Linked DNA regions of Homo sapiens: region 2 is linked to region 1. Evidence: read pairs that join two places in POLR2A ChIA-PET (ENCODE). Cell type or tissue: CD4-positive, alpha-beta T cell. All regions are shown on one strand. Each heading gives the region's core, and the rest is flanking DNA. Links, peaks and the distances in the headings are about the cores only.

What was found. ChIA-PET counts read pairs that join two places held together with the same protein. Peaks named below come from ENCODE experiments on the same cell type or tissue, not always from the same donor. Only the 100,000 strongest peaks of a DNase experiment are listed, where the experiment ranks them.
Region 2: POLR2A ChIA-PET joins it to region 1 with 5 read pairs; 2 of 35 experiments call an interaction of 5 or more read pairs at or near these places.

The regions. Positions count from the first base shown.
Region 1 is chr3:48,808,811-48,817,197 of GRCh38, reverse strand. All of the region lies in intron 1 of PRKAR2A (protein kinase cAMP-dependent type II regulatory subunit alpha), which reads left to right. Among named protein-coding and RNA genes, the nearest start is that of PRKAR2A, 35 kb to the left of the region's middle. In CD4-positive, alpha-beta T cell, for the core only: no CTCF peak of the experiment used is centred there; a DNase peak (open chromatin) is centred at 4,767; H3K27ac peaks cover 1,463 bases.
Region 2 is chr3:48,495,449-48,501,482 of GRCh38, reverse strand. SHISA5 (shisa family member 5) reads left to right here. Exons shown (of 6, transcript NM_016479.6): 2 at 190-346. Among named protein-coding and RNA genes, the nearest start is that of SHISA5, 5.7 kb to the left of the region's middle. In CD4-positive, alpha-beta T cell, for the core only: no CTCF peak of the experiment used is centred there; no DNase peak of the experiment used is centred there.

The DNA of each region.
Region 1 (8,387 bases), core at 2,707-6,706:
GTGCCACCATGCCCAACTAATTTTTGTATTTTTAGTAGAGACGGGGTTTCACCATCTTGGCCAGGATGGTCTCAATCTCTTGATCTCGTGATCCACCTGCCTCAGCCTTCCAAAGTGCTGGGATTACAGGCGTGAGCCACTGCGCCCAGCCTATTACCTTATTATTATTATTATTTTTTAAAGAGATAAGATCTTGCTATGTTGCCCAGGCTGGTCTTGAACTCCTGGGCTCAGGTGATCCTCCTGCCTCGGCCTCCTAAGGTGCTGGGGTTACAGGCATGAGCCATTGTACCCAGTCTCCTTAATTGGTTTAATGCTAAATGTTTAAGCTTATAAACTTAAGAAGGAACCTCATAATACTTTGGGTTTACAGTGGAGCTCTCCTTTTAAACTTGCATTGGGTGGGTAAACTTGCTCTGTGGTTGCCCTGGAAAAAGAGGGGCTTAGGTGAGGTGAACATTGCTTTGATTCCATACTGTACTGCTGTTGAGAGACTATCTGCAGGCTGAAGTTTGGATAGGATAATTTGTATACCCAGTTAGTAAATTTTTTCTTTTTTTTGAGATGGAGTCTCTCTCTGTCGCAAGGCTGGAGTGCAGTGGTGCGATCTCGGCTCACTGCAACCCCCACCTCCCAGGTTCAAGCAATTCTCCTGCCTCAGCCTTCTGAGTAGCTGGGACTACAGTCACGCGCCACCACACCCGGCTAATTTTTGTATTTTAGTAGAGATGGGGTTTCACCATGTTGGCCAGGATGGTCTCTATCTCTTGACCTTGTGATCCGCCTGCCTCGGCCCCAGTTAGTAAATTTTAATCCGCCATGTGCTGAGCACTGTGCTAGATGCTAGAGATTTAGAAATGAGTCTGACAAAATGCCAGTCTTCTAAGAGTTCATGGTCTATACTCTAGACAGACAATGAACCAGTTTCAATGTGCCTAGGGTGTTTTCACTTATAAATGTACAGGATTCTAGGGGAGGGATATAGGAACTGCCTGGAAGAATGAGAAGGAGGGTATCAGTGGATGTACACACACAGGCTGTGAAAATATTCCTTTTCTGGGCAGAAGGAGGGTTTTAGATGGTCAGATGGGAACAGGGGAGAGAGGTATAGGAGGCAAGGTTGGAGAAGTATTAGTAATAAAGCCAGCTTCTAGCTTCTTTTTTTTTTTTTTTTTTTTTGAGATGGAGTCTCGCACTGTCACCCAGGCTGCAGTGCAATGGTGTGATCTTGGCTCACTGCAACCACCACCTTCTGGGTTCAAGCGATTCTCCTGCCTCAGCCTCCTGAGTAGCTGGGATTACAGGCGCGTGCCACCACGCCCAGCTAATTTTTTTATTTTTAGTAGAGATGGGGTTTCACCATGTTGGTCAGGCTGGTCTCAAACTCCTGGCCTTGTGATCCGCCTGCTTTGGCCTCCCAAAGTGCTGGGATTACAGGCGTGAGCCACCACGCCTGGCCCTGTTTTCATTCTTCTTCTTTCTTCTTCTTTTTTTTTTTTTCCGCTGAGACAGAGTCTTGCTCTGTCACCCAGGCTGGAGTGCAGTGGCGCGATCTCGGCTTACTGTGACCTCCGCCTCCCAGGTTCAAGCGATTCTCCTGCGTCAGCCTCCCGAGTAGCTGGGACAGGCGCCCGCCACCACGCCTGGCTAATTTCTTGTATTTTTAGTAGAGACGGGGTTTCACCCTGTTAGCTAGGATGGTCTCAATCTCCTGACCCCGTGATCCGCCCGCCTCAGCCTCCCAAAGTGCTGGGATTACAGGTGTGAGCCACCGTGCCCGTCCAGCTTCCTTTTTAAAGCATAATAAAGCTGACTTACTTTTTGTCAGGTATGAGCTAAGTCATATATATATATAATATATAAAATATGTATGTATATCATATATTTTATATGTATGTGTATGTGTGTGTATGTATGTTTGTACATAACAAAACCATGCCAGCACTGTTTGAATATCAAGGGGCTTTAGAACTGGTAAATTGAAGGCTGGGTGCAGTGGCTAACGCGTGTAATTCCAGCACTTTGGGAGGCCGAGGCAGGCAGATCACCTGAGGTCGGGAGTTCAAGACCAACCTGGCTGACATGGCGAAACCCTGTCTCTACTGAAAATACAAAAATTAGCCAGGTGTGGTGGTGGGCGCCTGTAGTTTCCCAGCTACTTGGGAGGCTGAGGTGGGAGAATCACTTGAACCTGGGAGGTGGAGGCTGCATTGAGCCGAGATTGCACCATTGCATTCCAGCCTGGGCAACAGAGCGAGACTCTGTCTCAAAAATAAAACAAAACAAACAAAAAGAACTGGTAAATTGAAACTGCAGCCATTTTCTTTATATCCTGAAAAATCTGTTGAAATTAATAACTAAATATTTATAAAGCACAAAGCTTGAGATTAGAAAATAAAAATGATCTGCTTGTTTCCTATTAGAGCTGTGCTGTAAGTTGCTGGAGGGCTTCCCCAATTTCAAGGCTGAATAAACTCTGAACTCCTCTGATTCTATGATATGTTTTCAATTTGTAGCAATGATTTTCTACTCTGGTGCATGTCAGACTCATGGAACTTTCTGGAAATACAAATGGAACAAGGCATTACAGAATGTTTAAAATCAGCAAAATGGCCAAACTTAGATCAAGATTCAAAAAATATTTTTCTTAAAATGTTGAAAACCTGTTAACTTTCTGTGTGGATAGAAAGGATTGTTAAAGTCAGTTGAATATCCCACTCAGTGACCCTTCTCTGTTAACGTTAATAACTTTCCTCCTTGATTATTTATTTTTTGTTTTGAGATGGAGTCTCACTCTTGTTGCCCAGGCTGGAGTGCAGTGGCAAAATCTTGGCTCACTGAAACCTCCACCTCCGTGGTTCAAGCAATTCTCTTGCCTCAGCCTCCTGAGTAGGTGGGATTACATGTGCAAGCCACCACGCCAGGCTAATTTTTTTTTTTTTAATCTTTTTGAGACGGATTCTCGCTCTGTCGCCAGACTGGAGTGCAGTGGCACTATCTCAGCTCACTGCAACCTGTGCCTCCTGGGTTCAAGTGATTTTCCTGCCTCAGCCTCCTGAGTAGCTGGGACCACAGGCGCGAGACACCACGCCTAGCTAATATTTGTATTTTTAGTAGGGACAGGGTTTCACCATGTTGGCCAGTATGGTCTCCATCTCTTGACCTCGTGACCCACCCACCTCGGCCTCTTAAAGTGCTGGGATTACACTGCGCCTGGCCCTAATTTTTGTATTTTTAGTAGAGGTGGGGTTTCGCCATGTTGGCCAGGTTGGTCTTGAACTCCTGACCTCAGGTGATCCACCCGCCTTGGCCTCCTAAAGTACTGGAATTACAGGTGTGAGCCAACACATCCTGGCCCCACTTTCCTCCTTTATCTTATCTGGCTTTACTTAGGATCTTTAACATGGCTCATAGCAGCTACCTAAATTATATAAAATTTTCTGGAGACAGTAGACAGCTTTTAGCGTTTTTGTTTTGTTTTGTTTTGTTTTGTTTTGTTTTTTTGAGATGGAGTCTCGCTCTGTTGCCCAGGCTGGAGTGCAGTGGCACAATCTCGGCTCACTGCAACCTCCGCCTCCCGGGTTCAAGTGATTCTTCTGCCTCAGCATCCCAAGTAGCTAAGACTACAGGTGCGTGCCACCACGCCTGGCTAATTTTTTGTATTTTTAGTAGAGACAGGGTTTCACTGTGTTAGCCAGGATGATCTCAATCTCCTGACCTCGTGATCCGCCGCCTCGGCCTCCCAAAATGCTGGGATTACAGGCGTGAGCCACCATGTCCAGCCTTTTTTTTAAAGAGACAGGATCTTACTCTGTAGCCCAGGCTGTAATGCAGTGGCTTGATGATAGCTCACTGAAACCTCGAACTCCTGGATTCCAGCAATCCTCCTGCCTCAGCCTCCCAAATATCTAGGACTACACGTGCATACCATCCTGCCAGCTAATTTTTTTTTTTTTTTTTTTTTTGGTAGAGATAGGGTCTTGCCACCTTGCCCAGGTTGGTCTCGAACCCTTGGTCTCAGCAGTCCTCTTGCTGGGATTACAGGTGTGAGCCCCTATGCCCGGCGGACAACTTCATTATACCCAAGGAAGAATTAAGGCTCTCTTGCCCAAATTTCTATGCAAATGGACTTTTGTCTTCTGTATCCAGAAACTAGAAGAGGTACCTCCTATTCTTTTCCAGTCAGAATTATTTGCCTCTTATCTTTAGTTCTTTGTGCTTCAATATGTACGGAGCATTATGTCTAATTTGACCATGTGACTAACACAAGTTTAGAGAAGCTTTTGCTGTCTGTAGAACACAGTTGTGTTTACAAAGTTCTCAGAGTTTAAAAAATCCACGTGTATTTCAGAACTAAATTTTTTCAAGTTTAATTAGAACATAAGGTATCAAATAAAGTAGTAAAAGTTTTTTCTGGCCAGGCGCAGTGGCTCACGCCTTGTAATCCCAGCACTTTGGGAGGCCAAAGCGGGCGGATCACAAGGTCAGGAGATTGAGACCATCCTGGCTAACACGGTGAAACCCCGTCTCTACTAAAAACACAAAAAATTAGCCAGGCGTGGTGGCAGGCGCCTGTAGTCCCAGCTACTCAGGAGGCTGACGCAGGAGAATGGCGTGAACCTGGGAGGCGGAGCTTGCAGTGAGCCAAGATTGTGCCACTGCACTCCAGCCTGGGCGACAGAGTGAGAGTCTCGAAAAAAAAAAAAAAAAGCTTTTTCTGCTCAAAGTTGCCTGTAACACCAAATGAATAAAGGATGTGGTAAATTATTTTCTTCCTGTTACTACACCTCAGAACCTACTGCGTCATTGCTGCATTGTGTTATAGGATGTGCTTTTTTATTGTTAGTCACAATTAGATTATAAGTTCCATGAGGACAGATGGTTTGTTTTGCTCCCTCCCTAATCTCAATGTCTAGCATATAGTAAATATTTACTAAATGAATGAAAAATGTCCTAGTTTTTTCCTGCTTATTTCTGCATCTCTTTGTTTCTTTTCCTTCCTATTTTCGTTGTACTTAAAATTTACATGACTCATGTTGAAGGACTTTCAATAGTTTTTTTTTTCAGAGCTTTATTGAGATATAATTTATATATCATGAAATTCACCCATTTTAAGTGTACAATTTATTTTTAGTAAACTTACAGACTTGTACAGCTATCACCACACTTTGAGAACATTTTTCACCCCCAAAAGTTCCCTCTTTTGTGTCTATTTGCAGTCACTCCCCATTCCCCCTGCAGCCCCAGCCTACCGCTCATCTACTTTGTGTTTTTCTGGTTTTAACTTCTCTGGGAATTTTACATAAATGGAATCATTCAATATGTGGTCTTTTTTGAGCCTGGCTTACTTTTTACTTTGCATAATGCCTTTTTTTTTAATTGAGGTGAAATTCGGATAACATATAATTAATCTTTTAAAGTGTATAATTTTGTGGCATTTAGCGCATTCACAATGTTATGCACCCACGGCAGCTCTCTAGTTGAAGAATCTTTTCATTCCCTCAGAAGAACAACCTGTACCCAATAAATAATCACTTTTCATTCTCCCCTCCTTTCATCTCCTGGCAACCATCAGTTGGCTCTATGGGTTAACTATTCTGGATATTGCATATAAAAGAAATCATACAATATGTGATTTTTTTGTGTCTGGCTGCTTTTATTTAAATGTTTTTGGGGTTCATCCAAGTTGCATATGTCAGTAATGATTCCTTTTTATGGCTGAAGACAGGGTCTTTTGCTCTGTCACCCAGGCTAGAGTGCAGTGCCATGATTGCAGTTCACTGCAACCTTGACCTCCCAGGCTCAAGCCATCCTCCCACCTCAGCATCTGAAGTAGCTGTGACAACAGGCATTAGCCGCTGTGCCTGGCTAATTAATTTTGTTTGTTTGTTTTTGTAGAGACGAGGTCTTATTATATTGCCCAGGCTGGTGATCATTCCATCTTGGCCTCCCAAAGCACTGGGATTACAGACATGAGCCACTACACCTGCCCCATTTTTTTTAATTTTTAAAGTTAAAATTAAGAGATAGTCTCCCTCTGTTGCGCAGGCTGAAGTGCAGTGGTACAATCATGGTTCATCACAGCCTCGACCTCCTGGGCTCAATGGATCCCCTACCCCAGCCCCCTGAGTAGCTGGGACTCAAGTGCATGCCACCTCGCCTGACTAATTTTTAAATTTTTTGTAAAGACACGGGGTCTTTCTATGTTGTGCGGGCTGGTCTCAAACTCCTGAGCTCAAATGATCCTCCTGCCTTGGCCTCCCAAAATGCTGAGATTATAAGCATGAGCCACTGCACCCGGCCCCTTGTCAATTCTTATAGGACCATTGCATTCATTTAAATGGCTACATAGAGGTTTGTACTATAACTGTACCAATATTCCCTTAATTTCTTTTTCTAGGCAATTTGTTTCTCCCTTTTGAATATTATATATGATAATATAATGATTATGGCGTTTGCATATACACATGTATGTACATATGCACATATACATATATATGTATTTACTGTCAGCCCTTTGTATCCGTGGGTACCACATCTGTGGATTTTTATTTTTTTAATTTAAAAAATTAAAAAAACATTTTTTTAAGAGACAGTTTTACTCTGTCGCCCAGGCTGAAGTGCAGTGTTGCCATCATGCAAATACTTTCAGGAAAAAAATTCCACAAAGTTCCAAAAAGCAAAACTTGAATTTGCTGTGTCAAGTACTACATTAAATCCACAGGAATGAAGTAGTGTATAGGCATATTAGTAGGTATTATAAGTAATCTAGAGATGATTTAAAGTACACAGGAAGATATGCATAGGTTATATGCAGATACTGTGCTATTTTATATTTTTGAGTATCTTCAGATTTTGGTATCCATGGGGGTCTACGGAACCAATTCCCCATAGATACTGAGGGATGATTGTATACACAAATATATGTATATATTCATCTATACGTGTGTGTGTGTGTACACACACACACACATTTATTTCTCTCCACATGTGAGTTTTGTTTAGAACATATTCCTAGAACTGGAATTGTTGCTGGGTTAAAGGCAGTTTACATTTAAAATTTTGACAAAGGCTGTCAAATTATCCTTCTCAATGTTAAGATCACTCTGATAAGTGTGAAGAGAATTGATTGGCAATGGGAAAAAAGGTTTGGAGGCTACTGCAAGTCATCCAAGCAAGAAATGATGTGCCTCAGACTAGGATGATAGTGGAGATCAAGGTAGGTAGACTGATTTAAGAGATGAAGTGGGAGGGAGAACAGATGGAATTGTTAATGAAGTAGATGTGAGTAGTGAAAGGAAGGAGTCTAGAATGACTCAGGTGGATCTGTGACTTCAACTAGAGTTGCTATGTGAGATGAAGCCTACTTGTCATGGCCAGACCAGATGACTTCACAGATACTCTGTAACTCTGACATTTTATGATTTTAGAATTTATGACAGCACCCTTATTTATAGATTGAATGAGATCCATATTGAATACTGTGTCTTTTATAGCAGTAAAGATATAATTTCATTTGATTGGCATTTGTAGAGCAAGCACTGACACATTAAGTCTGTCACTAAACTATATAGTTTTTTTTTTTTTTTTTTTTTTTTTTTTGAGATGGAGTCTTGCTCTGTCACCGAGGCTGGAGTGCAGTGGCGCAATCTTGGCTCACCACAACCTCTGCCTCCCAAGTTCAAGTGATTCTCCTACCTCAGACTCCTGAATAGCTAGGATTACAGGAGTGCGCCACCACGCCCAGCTAATTTTTTTTTTGTATTTTTAGTAGAGACAGGGTTTCACCATGTTTGCCAGGCTAGTCTCGAACTTCTGACCTCAAATGATCCAGCCGCCTCGGCCTCCCAGAGTGCTGGGATTACAATAGTAAGCCACCGTACTTGGCCTAAACTGTATAGATTTTTTCTCATCTCTGGAATCTATTTGTTTTCCTTCTGTTCATAAGCCACACATCTAACCTAAGCCACTACCTTTGTCTATCAACTATAGCCAAAGTGATCTTTATACAATCTAATTTGCAATGACTCATTTTCTCCAGGTACTTTATATTGTAACAGAAGTGCTATGTCCGCTGCTGATCCACTCACAGGGAACATTTCAAAATGGTTCTGCTTGGCCAGGCGCGGTGGTTCACACCTGTAATCCCAGCACTTTGGGAGGCCAAGGTGGGTGGATCACTTGAGGTCAGGAGTTCATGACCAGTCTGGCCAATGTGGCAAAACCCTGTCTCTACTAAAAATACAAAAATTAACAGGCCAGGCACGGTGGCTCACGCCTGTAATCCCAGCACTTTGGGAGGCTGAGGCAGGCGGATCACCTGTCAGGAGTTCAAGACCAGCCTGGCCAACATGATGAAACTCCATCTCTAAAAAAATACAGGCCAG
Region 2 (6,034 bases), core at 1-4,000, 310 kb after region 1:
CCGTGGGATAGGGCAAGGCTGAGGGGGAGCAGTGGCCAGGGGTCAGAAGGTGGCCTGTGGCTAGGGTGGCTCAGAGACGGTGCAGCATGTGTGTGTGTGTGTGGTCTGGTGGCTGTGCCAGGGAGGGCGCTGTGTCTGCTGGGGCCTGGCCCGTGGGCACAGGTGAACAGATGTGTTTCTCCTCTCCAGCACGTGGTGAGGTGTGTATGGCTTCCCGTGGACTCAGCCTCTTCCCCGAGTCCTGTCCAGATTTCTGCTGTGGTACCTGTGATGACCAATACTGCTGCTCTGACGTGCTGAAGAAATTTGTGTGGAGCGAGGAAAGGTGTGCTGTGCCTGAGGCCAGGTGGGTGCACCAGTGGGTCACAGGGTGGGTGGCTTGAGCCTGTGCCCCACAGGAGAGTATGTGGAAGAGAGATAGCTCTGCCCCTCTGGCCTCTCAGCCCTCTCAAGATGGTGGCCAGAGCATTGGAGCAGAGGGTTTAGGGATCCCCTGTTCTGGGCTGGACCCCCTAGACCTGCTCAGTTAGTCCCCTGTCCATCTCCTCCCTACCCTGAGGGCTCCAGCTTGCTGAGCCTTGGGCTGAGCAGGTTTCTTAGAGGTCCTTGGCCTCAGCTGGTCCTGTGACTCACCCCGGGTGTGTACCTGTGCCAAGATGTCCTCAGGGTGGGTACTTGGGCTTGACTATACCCCACAGTATGCGCATGCCCCTGAGGGGTATCCTTTGTTCAGAACCCGCTTGTGGAGCCTGTAGGGTGCAGTGCGTAAGCATGTGCCCCAGTGTGAGCTCTATCTGTGTCCTCCCAGCGCAGCCTATGAATTTACCTGCATGTTGGGTGTAGACTGTTTCATGGCTGGGACCAAGGTTCCAGGCCCCTGTGTGTGGCTCTTTGCCGTATTCTGTATTTCCTTTGTGTTTGGCCTCGGTGTAGAGGGTTGAGATGGTCATACTCCTCTGCTCATGGCAGGTGATCATCCTGGGTCTGGGCAAGACCAACCCCCGCTATCTTACATATTTATTTTTGTGAGATGGAGTCTCACCATGTTGCCCAGGCTGGTCTCATACTCCTGGGCTCAAGCCATCCTCCTCCCTCAGCCTCCTGAGTAGCTGGAACTATAGGTGTGCACCACCATGCCTGGCCTATATATTTACTTTAATATGTCAGGACCATTTCATTCCTTTCCCACCCCACAGGCAACCGTCTGCTATGGTCTGCTATGTATAAGGTACATCCTTTTCATTATTTGAGTTCTTGCAAAGTCGGTGTAGTGTAAGACCTAGCCACATTGCTGTGGCACATCTGGCCCTTGCCCACTACTGCTGTGTCCCTCTGAATGGTGTGAATCCACAATGGTTGTCATGATAGATAGCTTCAGTGGGCATCTGGTATACCTCCTTTTATGGAGCTGTGTAAGAATTCTCTTGGAAACACATCTGGTTGTGGAGTTGCCATGTCATAGATGCACACAGTTATCCACTAAGGACTTCCAGGTGCTCTTGGGAGTGGTGCACAGGGCTGCACACCTGTCAGTCCTGCCTGAGGGTTCCTGACAGGTCTTCTTCTACCCTTTCACCCTTTCACTTCACCTTTTGGCTTTTTTTTTTTTTTTTTTTTTGAGACGGAGTCTCACTTCTGTTGCCCAGGTTGGAGTGCAATAATGTGATCTCGGCTCACCGCAACCTCCGCCTCCCGGGTTCAAGCAATTCTCCTGCCTCAGCCTCCCGAGTAGCTGGGATTATAGGCGTGCACCACCACACCTGGCTAATTTTTGTATTTTTGTATTTTTTTTTTTTTAGACAGAGTCTCGCTCTGTCACCCAGGCTGCAGGCTGGAATGTGGTGGTGCGATCTTGGCTCACTGCAAGCTCCGCCTCCCAGGTTCACGCCATTCTCCTACCTCAGCCTCCCAAGTAGCTGGAACTACAGGCGCCCGCCACCACGCCCGGCCTAATTTTTGTATTTTTACTAGAGATGGGGTTTCACCATGTTCACCAAGCTGGTCTTGAACTCCTGACCTCAGGTGATCTGCCCATCTTGGCCTGCCAAAGTGCTGGGATAACAGGCATGAGCCACCGCGCCTGATGGTATTTCTTTTTTTAAAAGCAGGAGCATTTATTCCATTTAAATTTAATGTAGAGGGCCGGGGGTTGCTGTGGCTCATGCCTGTAAGCCCAGTACTTTGGGAAGCTGAGGTAGGAGGATCACTTGAACCTAGCAGGTTGAGACTGCAGTAAGTCGTGATTGGTGCCACTGCACTCCAGCCTGGGCAACAGAGTGAGACCTCGACTCAAAAATAAATTAATTAATTAATTTAATGTAGTTATTGATATTCTGGGGTTATATTTGCATCTTTTGTGCTATTTGTCTCTCCTGCATTATCTTTTTTTTTTTTTTTTTTGAGATGGAGTTTCGTTCTTGTTGCCCAGGCTGGAGTGCAATGGTGTGTTCTTGGCTCACCACAACCTCCACCTCCTGAGTTCAAACAATTCTCCTGCCTCAGCCTCCTGAGTAGCTGGGATTACAGGCATGTGCCACCACGCCCGGCTAATTTTGTATTTTTTAGTAGAGACAGGGTTTCACCGTGTTGGCCAGGCTGGTCTTGAACTCCCGACCTCAGGTGATCCTCCTGCCTCGGCCTCCCAAAGTGCTGGGATTACAGGCGTGAGCCACCGCGCCCGTATGCATTATCCTTTTTTTACTTCCTGTATTGTTTCGATTTGTTTTTACGCCATATTTTTCTTCGACTGTTACTTCTTCTTTTCCATTCTGTCTTTTTTTTTTTTTTTTTTTTCTTTCTGGAGACAGTCTGTGTCTCCCAGGCTGGAGTGCAGTGGCGCGTGATCTCATCTCACGGCAACCTCCACCTGCCAGGTTCAAGCAATTATCCTGCCTCAGCTTCCCATGTAGCTGGGACCACAAGTGCATGCTGCCACGCCTGGCTAATTTTTTGTATTTTAGTAGAGACAGGGTTTCACTGTGTTGCCCAGGTTGGTCTCGAACTACTGAGCTCAGGCAATCTGTCTGCCTCGGACTCCCAAAGTGCTAGAATTACAGGCATGAGCCACTGCCCCCAGCCTTCTTTCCTATTCTGAATGTCTTATTTCTTTTTCTTGCCTTATTGTGTTGGCTAGGCCCTCAGTTACAATGTTGAGTAGAAGTGGAGAAAGCAGACATCTGTGTCTTGTTTCCGAGTTTAGGGGGAAGACATTCAGTTTTTCACTAGTAGGAAGGATGTCAGCTGTGGCTTTTTCATAGGTGTCCTTTATCAGGTTGAGGAAGTTCTCTGCATTTCTAGTACACCTAGAGTTTTAATTATGGATGGATGTTGAATTATGTCAAATGCTTTTTGTGCATTTGTAGAGATGACTGTATGATTTTAAAATTTTTATTCTGTTAATATGGTAAATTATATTACTCTCTAAAACACTATTTTATGTGAGTATAGAGCTTAGGTTGATGGTTATTTTTTCTTAGCATATTGAAGCTTCCATTCTACTGTCTCCCGGCTTCCATTGTTTCTGTTGAGACATCAACTCAACAGCCAGTGTCTCTCATTGAAAGAAATCTCTCTCTCTCTCTTCTTTTTTTTTTTTGAGACAGTCTCACTCTGTTGCCCAGGCTGGAGTGCAGTGGTGCAGTCACTGGCTCATGTCACTCTCAGCCTCCTGGGCTGAAGCATATCCTCCTACCTCAGCTTTCCAAGTAGCTGGGATTACAGGTGCCTGCCACCATGCCTGGCTAATTTTGTTTACTTTTTGTAGAGACAGGGTCTCCCTATGTTGCCCAGGCTTGTCTTAAACTCCTGGGCTCAAGTGATCCTCCCACCTCGACCTCCCAAAGTGCTGAGATTACAGGTGCACCTAGCTGAAATCCCTCTTTTTTTTTAACCCTCCGATTGCTTTTTAAGATTGTTTTTTTCTGGCCGGGTGCGGTGGCTCACACCTGTAATCCCAGCACTTTGGGAGGCTGAGGCGGGTGGGTCACGAGGTCAGGAGATCAAGACCTGCCTGGCCAAGATGGGGAAACCCCATCTCTACTAAAAATACAAAAATTAGCTGGGCATGGTGGTGGGTGCCTGTAATCCCAGCTACTCAGGAGCCTGAGGCAGAGAATTGCTTGAACCCAGGAGGCGGAGGTTGCAGTGAGCCAAGATCATGCCACTGCACTCCAGCCTGGGTGACAGAGCGAGACTCCGTCAAAAAAAAAAAAAAAAAAAAACTTGTTCTGGAAGCCTTAAGACCGTTAACCCCACAAGAAGTAGCAAGACAGACAGCAGACTGGAGAACAATGGCATGATCTCGGCTCACTGCAACCTCTGCCTCCTGGGTTCAAGTGATTCCCCTGCCTCAGCCTCCAGAGTAGCTGGAATTACAGGTGCCTGCCACCACACCCAGCTAAGTTTTTTGTATTTTTAATAGAGATGGGGTTTCACCAGATTACCCAGGCTGGTCTCAAACTCTTGGCCTCAGGTGATCCACCCGCCTCAGCCTCCCAAAGTGCTGGGATCACAGGTGTGAGCCACCACACCTGGCCATTTCTGTGGAATTGACATTTTACTATATTGAGTTTTCCAATGCATTAACATGGTATTTCTGCTCTTGTATTTAGTTTTCTTTCCTTCTCTCTCAATTTTCTATTATATAATATTTTTTCTATTTCAAAGTCTTATATATGTTTCATTTTTTCCTTTGTTTTTTTTTATGGTATTATAAATAGTGTAGTTTAAATTTCTTTTCTTTTTTTTTTTGAGACGAAGTCTAGCTCTTGTCCCCAGATTGGAGTGTGATGGCGTGATCACGGCTTACTGCAACCTCTGCCTCCCGGGTTCAAGCGATTCTACTGCCTCAGCCTCCCAAGTAGCTGGGATTACAGGGGCCTGCCACCTCGCCCAGCTAAATTTTTTTGTATTTTTAGTAGAGACGGGGTTTCATCATGTTGGCCAGGCTGGTCTCGAGCTCCCGACCTCAGGTGATCCATCCGCCTCAGCCTCCCATGTAGCCGGGACTACAGGCACCTGCCACCACGCCTGGCTAATTTTTTGTATTATTTTTAGTAGAGACGGGGTTTCACCATGTTAGCCAGGATGGTCTCGATCTCCTGACCTTGTGAACCACCTGCCTCGGCCTCCCAAAGTGCTGGGATTACAGGCATGAGCCACTGCACCCGGCCTAATTTTTGTATTTTTTTTTTTGACGGAGTCGCACTCTGTTGCCCAGGCTGGAGTACAGTGGCACAATCTCGGCTCACTGCAACCTCCGCTTCCCGGGTTCAAGTGATTCTCCTGCCTCAGCCTCTTGAGTAGCTGGGATTACAGGGGAACGCCTCCATGCCCAGCTAATCTTTGCATTTTTTTTTTTTAGCAGAGATGGGGTTTCACCATGTTGGCCAGGCTGGTCTCGAACGCCTGACCTTGTGATCCGCCTGCCTCGGCCTCCCAAAGTGCTGGGATTACAGGCTTGAGCCACTGCGCCCGGCCTAATTTTTGTATTTTTAGTTGAGATGGGGTTTTACCATGTTGGTTAGTCTGCTCTTGAACTCCTGACCTCAAGTGATCTGCCCTCCTTGGCCTCCCAAAGTTCTGGGATTACAGGTGTGAGCCACTGCACCCGGCCACAATTTTTATTTTCTAATTGTTTATTGATACATAAATGTGGAAAACTGTTTGGGTGTGGTGGCTCACGCCTGTAATCCCAACACTTTGGAAGGCTGAGGTGGGCAGATCACGAGGTCTGGAGTTCGAGATCAGGCTGGCCAACACAGTGAAACCCTGTCTCTACTAAAAAATACAAAAATTAGCCAGGCGTGGTGGCATGCACCTGTAGTCTTAGCCACTTGGGAGGGTGAGGCATGAGAATGGCTTGAACCCAGGAGGCGGAGGTTGCAGTGAGCTGATATTGTGTCACTGTACTCTAGCCTGGGCAACAGAGAGAGAGACTCCATCCCTGCCCCCGAAAAAAGTGGAAAAAAAAACTCAGAGTGCTTCTTCTATTCTCTCACACCAGAACAATCAACACAAGATTTCTGTGACCAAA